Regions from separate parts of the Homo sapiens genome. Here region 1 is linked to region 2. The links are chromatin contacts, found by Hi-C or POLR2A ChIA-PET in ENCODE. All regions are on one chromosome and are shown on one strand. Each heading gives the region's core, a stretch centred on a gene start or an enhancer-like site at or near the end of the contact. The rest is flanking DNA. Distances are from core to core; before and after follow the strand shown.

Region 1 (3,151 bases), core at 215-2,714, 33 kb before region 2:
ACCCAGGAGCCAGCAGAGAAAGGCTTACAGGCTTATAGATGGCTCTCACAGCCAGCCCCCTGTAGGAGCTGGGCTTAAAAGACTCAGTTTATCTGACATCCAATAAATACCAAGACCCAACTTAAGCTCTTGATTCCTTAAGCAATTGGTCATTGCTTTAACGGTAGCATATGGATGAATAAATGTTCACTACTGAGCTGCCTGGTTAGATTTATTCCATATAGATTCCCCATGTGGTCTCCCATCTTCACGGAAGAGTTAAAAAAACAGACCATTTAGTTGATAAAATTGAGTCTCCCATGAGTTAACGGAGTGGAACTAGCTACTGGTGCAGAATGAAGCACACACACCGCTGTGGAAGCCAGGCTGGAGGGGCCAAATATTTTCTTTACAGCTGATTCGATGCAGTTCAGTGGTTGATGGCGTGTGGAGGCGGAACACTTCCCGATGATCCAGTCCCCTCCTGTCTATGCAGCCAGCACCTCAAAGGACACACATAATTTCTTTTCCCCTATAAAGTGAATCTGGGCATTTTATAGCTGAAAGGGGAGCAATTTCCATTTGAATTAATCCAGAGGCTGAAGGCAAAGGTGCATTATGTAGCTTTAAAGGACATTCTTCCTTGATTGACAAGGTCCCGTGGCCACCCCCTGTAAAGCCTTAGCAACGGAACATTTCTTGACATCACTCAAGGGAGGTCTGTTATCTTAGTTATACTCACATGGAGCCTGTGGGTTTTTCTGCACCCCAGTCTAAGGAATAACTACAGTCTAACTCTTGGCATTGAACACATTCGTTAACCATAACCCTGTAACATTTCTTCCCTGTTAAATTAGAAGAAAGTAGTAATATTATTAAAGGAAAACATACCTTTCAGCCACTTTGGACATTTTCAAACAATGTCTGTCGATCTGTGCGTTCAAAAATGTTATCTGGGAAAATAGAGAACACAGATGTTAAGACCAAACTAAAATTATTTTTTTCCCCTCGCTCCACAAACCCAAATCCTGCATTTCCACCAAGATCCAAATACCTCCTCTGGCCAGACATCTCCAACTCCCTCAGCTCTGCCCTCCAGCAAATTACTTGTGCCTCTGGACATCCCTATCATACAAGATTCATATTCTGCAATTTAGCCTTTGTCTCATCTCCTCCTATACTGTGGTGTGATTTAAGTCTTGCTTTCCAAAATTTAAAGGCAATGTATTTTCTACGTAGCTTAGCAACAGCATGGACAGGTGAAATGTGCCCCATAAATACCTGTTTTGAACAATCCCCAGTGACCCCTCCTCTGCCCACCTTTCACAGGCACGTCACACCCATGTCCTTGGCATGCTTGACTGGAATCATCAAATAGCTTTTTTTCTGTGTGGTTTTTTTTTCTTTTTTTCTTTTTTTTTTTTGAGACAGAGTCTCATTCTGTTGCCTAGGCTGGAGTGCAGCGGCATGATCTCAGCTCACTGCAACCTCCACCTCTCAGATTCAAGTGATTCTGCTGTCTCAGCCTCCCGAGTAGCTGGGATTATAGTCACACGCCACCAAGCCCGGCTAACTTTTTTCTATTTTTAGTAGAGATGGGGTTTCATCATATTGGTCAGCCTGGTCTCAAACTCCTTACCTCAGATGATCCACCTGCCTCAGCCTCACAAAGTGCTGGGATTACAGGTGTGGGCCACCGAGCCCCGAGCCCCGCCAAATAGCTTTTTTTTTTCATATATCCATTACCTCTTACCCATCAGATAATAAACTTGTCAAGGGCAAGCACCTCAAAGTTTACTCCTTTGGGTTTTGCCCTCTAGGAACCAGCAAGGCATAATATAAACAGTAGGTTGCTTTGTTACCAGTAAATATCAGAAGGAAGTAATATAATTAGCCATTGTCTGTTGACCTGGGCTGCTCATCATGAAAGAAAATAACATTCAACCAAGTAATGCTGAAATGGCATTGGGAGTAGAGCTTTATTTATTCTTAAACTTTCCTTTCAAATCACAGCAATAAAGTAGACCATCCTGAGCTGGTGCATTCCAATTATAAGGACTGTGTGACATGAGCCCCCTCCTTCCTCCAGCTCCCACAGCGGACTGTGGGAAACCCCATTACAGCAGTTACCCCAAGGCATGGGATGACTCATTTACGCCCTTTTCTAGTAACTGCTGGAGGAACTGGGTAGAGAATTCTTTCTCTCAAGCTTCCGTGGCTTGTTCACACACAGCACTTAAAAGGTTCAATCACCCACAGCTGGGTTCCACTGTGGTTTCCAGGAACTCAAAGCTTGCTCAATCTTCAGAGTTGAACATTTGAAAGGGTTTTTAAACTGGCCACGTCTCCTCCTGAGAGTGCAAGCTGTCAATTCATTCACCTGTTTCCGGATGTCCTCTTTTGTTGTTTTCCTGATTGGTTGGCTGAGTACATGCACCGGGCTCTGTGCCTGGGACTCTTCAGTCACGCCATACACGGACTAGGAGAAGAAGCAAGCACAGAGGATCATCCACCCACAGAATTGGAGGGTGGCTTAGGGGTCAGCTAGTCCAATGACTCATCCAATTTCGTGAATCCCCTCATGACAATAAGAGATTGGTCTCTGCTTTTATTTCTTCAATGATGAGAATGCTGCCTCTTAAGGCATGTCATCTCATCTTTGGGGTACCACTATAACCCAAATCCTATCTTTTATTGGGCTGAAAATAGCCTCCTTGTATCTCAGTGTTTCTCCAAATATGGTCCATAGACCACCTGCAAAGAATCACCTGGGTGTGCTTGGAAAAGACACGTTGCTGAGTATCCCCTCGCCCCCTGGACTTACTGCATCAGAATCTTTGTGGGTGGGTTTGGAAATCTGCACTTTTATCAAATGCCCCAAATGATTCTGAATAAAGAAAGTTCAAGAGCCACTGCCAAAGAGTATGCACAAAAGATCCCCTCTACATTTCCGTTGGTCAGCAGATTCCCATCTGGTACAAAACTGGGATGGCAGCATTTCAGGGTTTCCCTTTCAAGTTAAACAGTTTTCTGGCCTAAGTTTTTCCACATGTCCGTAGCTATAGCTACATTTAAAGCTGTTCCTCGTATTACGGAAAGACTAAACACAATCTTTGCAATGGGAAAGAAATGAAACACTGAAGGGCATGCAATGTGTAGTCAAAATCATCAA
Region 2 (3,258 bases), core at 299-2,798:
GGAGTTCTAGTGTTTAGAACTTCAATATATGAATTTTTGAGAGAACATAATTCAACCCATAATGCCCACTAAACTGTAGCTCCAAGAGAGCAGGGACCCTGTTAGTTCTGTCCCTGGCATGGAGTAAACAAACATCTGGTACAGAGTTGGGGTCTAATGAATGCTTATTCGTTGATAGTTGTATTCAAATACACATCATAATACATAAACACCCACACATGTATATTCAGTATGTTTTAAATTTTTCCTCAATTGTTTTGTGGCCCTTGAAAACATCATCACAATCTAGTACCAGACATCATATAGGCAGTTTACAAACACTGCCTTAGAGGAAAGGTTCAGGGTCTTTCACCCACTGATACTGTTAAAAAAAAAAAAAAAATCACATCTTTTTGCCTGTAATCCCAGCACTTTGGGAGGCCAAGGCAGGTGGATTGCCTGAGGTCAGGAGTTCGAGACCAGCCTGGCCAACATGGTGAAACCCTGTCTTTACTAAAAATACAAAAATTAGCTGGGCATGGTGGCAGGTGCCTGTAGTCCCAGCTACTTGGATGACTAAGGCAGGAGAAGTGCTTGAACCTGGGAGGCGGAGGTTGTAGTAAGCCGACTGCACCACTACACTCCAGCCTGGGCGACAGCATGAGACTCCGTCTCAAAAAACAAAACAAAACAAAACAAAACAGAGAAATCTCAACAAATTACTACTTAAACAAATATTAGGTAGCAATTCAAAGCCTCCTCCTTTTCCTTATTAAAAACTGGCTGTCACTGGGAAGAGGACAGCAGGCAGAAGGAAAGGTAAAGTCTTCAGCTCTTTACCTCCAGGCTGAGAGACACTCACTGGCCCCCTCCCACCTTTTTGGCCTGTCCTCGCTGCTCAACTGGCTTCCAGACTGCAGGGTGAGCCTGCTTTTTGACTGGCTTTTGTCCAGCGGATAATTTTCCCTTCTTAACAGGCAGGTCTCTGAGTCATTCTGACGTGGTCTTGAACAGGTGGGAGGCATTACATCCAGACACAGCAAATACGATTTTGGGCCCAGTGATCCCTCAAGCATCCTGCCATATGCACTCCTAAACCAGGGGTCATCAACCTGGGGTCTTCTCCCAGGTTGGCCAGATCAGCTTGCTGGCCTCCATGGGTATATGACAACGGCACCCCGTGGTGACCCACAGAAGGAAAGCGAAGGACTTAGCTGTAGCTGGGATGGAGAAGGAGGAATCTCAGGTTTCTCCTGATATTTTGCCTCAAGAACTGGAAACTGATCTGGGAGTAGATCCCACGCTGAGGGAGAAGACCCCAGACCGAGAAAGGATGGGCTCATCTATTTGAATGAAACAGAGAAGCTTGAAAAAGCCAAGATAAAGCAATTCCTGAAACGTCCAGGACTAGAAGACCTGCAGCGAAGGCCTGGGGAGATGGGGCAGGAGAGACAATCAGCTGCGGGGAAGCCCTTGGCCACTGTTCTCCCCCAAGCCCCATCCCCCCTCACCTCCCTCCCACTCAGACTGTGCACTTCCCCATTCTCTGATATTTAAAGCTTTCCTGTGCATTATGAAAAATAATAGGGGCCAGGAGACCCAGCGAGGTTATTACCAACTCATAAATCAACCAGGAGGCTCTGAGGGCTGTGGCGAGGTGTCTGAAATGGGTTCCCCTGGTTTGTTATCTCACCTGAGCCCCCACAATTGATTCATAACCTCATAACCCTCCCACATCCGAATCCCAAGTCTTATATCTAATTGTCAGCAGCCGAGTACATGATTTGCAAGAGGATGTGGGCAGCAGCAGACGTGGGGGTGGAGGAGAGATTAGTTTTGTCAATCAAAAGCGTCCAGGGCAAGGGGAGAGTGTGCGGGATTTAGCTCAACAATCAGCTTATTAAATGGAGGCTGGGTATGGGCTACATTGATTAGGCCTCAGTGCAGGAAGATGGAGGATCGTTGCCACTGTGGACATCGTTTCTGTTCCCCGAGGGTGGCTGTCACTGATGACTGCCTTCCACTCAATCCAAAGGCAGAAATAAGAATCGAATAAGCAGAGCTGCAGCTTTGGGAGAGAAGTGATCTAATGTCAGGTGCCCAGTAGCACCCACCAGAGAGCATGACAGATGTTTCGAGGGCAGCTGAGCATATTTCTGGGATGGCTGGGAGGGACCTGATGGCTGGCAGGCTTGGGGGTTTTATTACCTTCCAGTGGTGTCTAACGGTCACTTCATTTGTGCAAATTTGAATCTGAAAAGTAGTGTATGAACATTTTATATTGAAAATAATCTAGGGGGCTAAGGCTTTCTTGAGGACAGCAGGAGAGGCAAGGGGTCATCTTTCAGATGCCAGGGCTGCAGGCCATAGTTACTCACCAGGACTGTGATCAGCCTAACCACAGGGTTAGCACAGCAACACTGCTAGCACTTCCACAGCATGTGCTGAGATTGAAAGTCTGCAAAGCACACTGAAGTCTGCCACCACTTTGGAACGGAGGAGGTCTGCACAGCAGGGTGTGTGAGTAAACCAGGTTTCAAGCATGGTCTGGGACATACAAGTTCTTGAGCAAAGATCTTACGGGTATAGTGCTCTGAACCTCAGTTTACCCATCTGCAAAATGGGGCCAGCCCTAGAGTCTACCTCAGACTCTGTTCTGTGAGAGTTTGAAATGAGGAAATGTAGGTAAAGACATTTAGCAGTCTCTGACACTTACCCTCCCTCCTTTTCCATCAAGTATCCCTTCCATCTGCCGAAACTGGAAGCTGTCTTGGAGCTGATCTCCTGGTGGAGATTCCTAAGTTATAATTTAGCCTTTCTGCCCCATCTCCCCAGGCCTTTGCTACAGGTTTTCCAGCCCTGGACGGTTCAGGAATTGCCCTACCTTGGGTCTTCCAAGCTTCTCTGTTTTCAATCAAATAGATGAGCCCATCCTTTCTTGGTCTGGGGCCTTCTCCCTCAGTGTGGGATCTACTCCCAGATCAATTTCCAGTTCTTGAGGCAAAATATGACGAGAAGCCTGAGATTCCTCTTTCTCCATCCCAGCTACAGCTAAGCCCTTTGCTTTCCTTCACCCATAGGAGTGGCCAGGAGGCACACGGCTTGGGTATGAATCCAGGCTCCCCTCCCACCAGCTCTGTGACCTTCCATCCTTCAGTTTCTGTAGAATACGATAGAAGTGCAGTCTGAGAGAGTGGACATGAGGATAACACCTGTAAGATGTTCAGTCCTATGTCCTGTGGCACACAGCCAATGGTCAGTAAGTGGTGAGTTTATCAT

Evidence for each region. A loop is a pair of places that touch in the nucleus more often than their neighbours do. ChIA-PET counts read pairs that join two places held with the same protein, here RNA polymerase II (POLR2A). Pooled maps may share reads with other maps.
Region 1: a loop to region 2 is called in a pooled map, with 3 times the contacts of the local background. The contact joins two enhancer-like sites. A Hi-C loop is called at or near these places in 3 of 168 maps with a recorded cell type or tissue (GM12878, naive thymus-derived CD4-positive, alpha-beta T cell and natural killer cell), 30 of 37 single-sample maps with no recorded cell type and 17 of 50 pooled maps. POLR2A ChIA-PET finds 5 or more read pairs at or near these places in 16 of 52 experiments (GM10248, GM12878, HEK293 and 8 more).

Annotation. Positions count from the first base shown.
Region 1 is chr14:72,476,049-72,479,199 of GRCh38, reverse strand. It overlaps RGS6 (regulator of G protein signaling 6), which reads right to left. Exons shown (of 18, transcript NM_001204424.2): 11 at 2,360-2,458; 12 at 871-932. Among named protein-coding and RNA genes, the nearest start is that of MIR7843, 39 kb to the left of the region's middle. RefSeq lists an enhancer at 2,193-2,402. Within about 2 kb of position 1,464, at least 2 of the 41 ENCODE cell types and tissues checked have a DNase peak (open chromatin) inside an H3K27ac peak, as active enhancers do; they include GM12878, where a contact is called at or near this core.
Region 2 is chr14:72,442,606-72,445,863 of GRCh38, reverse strand. All of the region lies in intron 3 of RGS6 (regulator of G protein signaling 6), which reads right to left. Among named protein-coding and RNA genes, the nearest start is that of MIR7843, 73 kb to the left of the region's middle. Within about 2 kb of position 1,548, at least 2 of the 41 ENCODE cell types and tissues checked have a DNase peak (open chromatin) inside an H3K27ac peak, as active enhancers do; they include GM12878, where a contact is called at or near this core.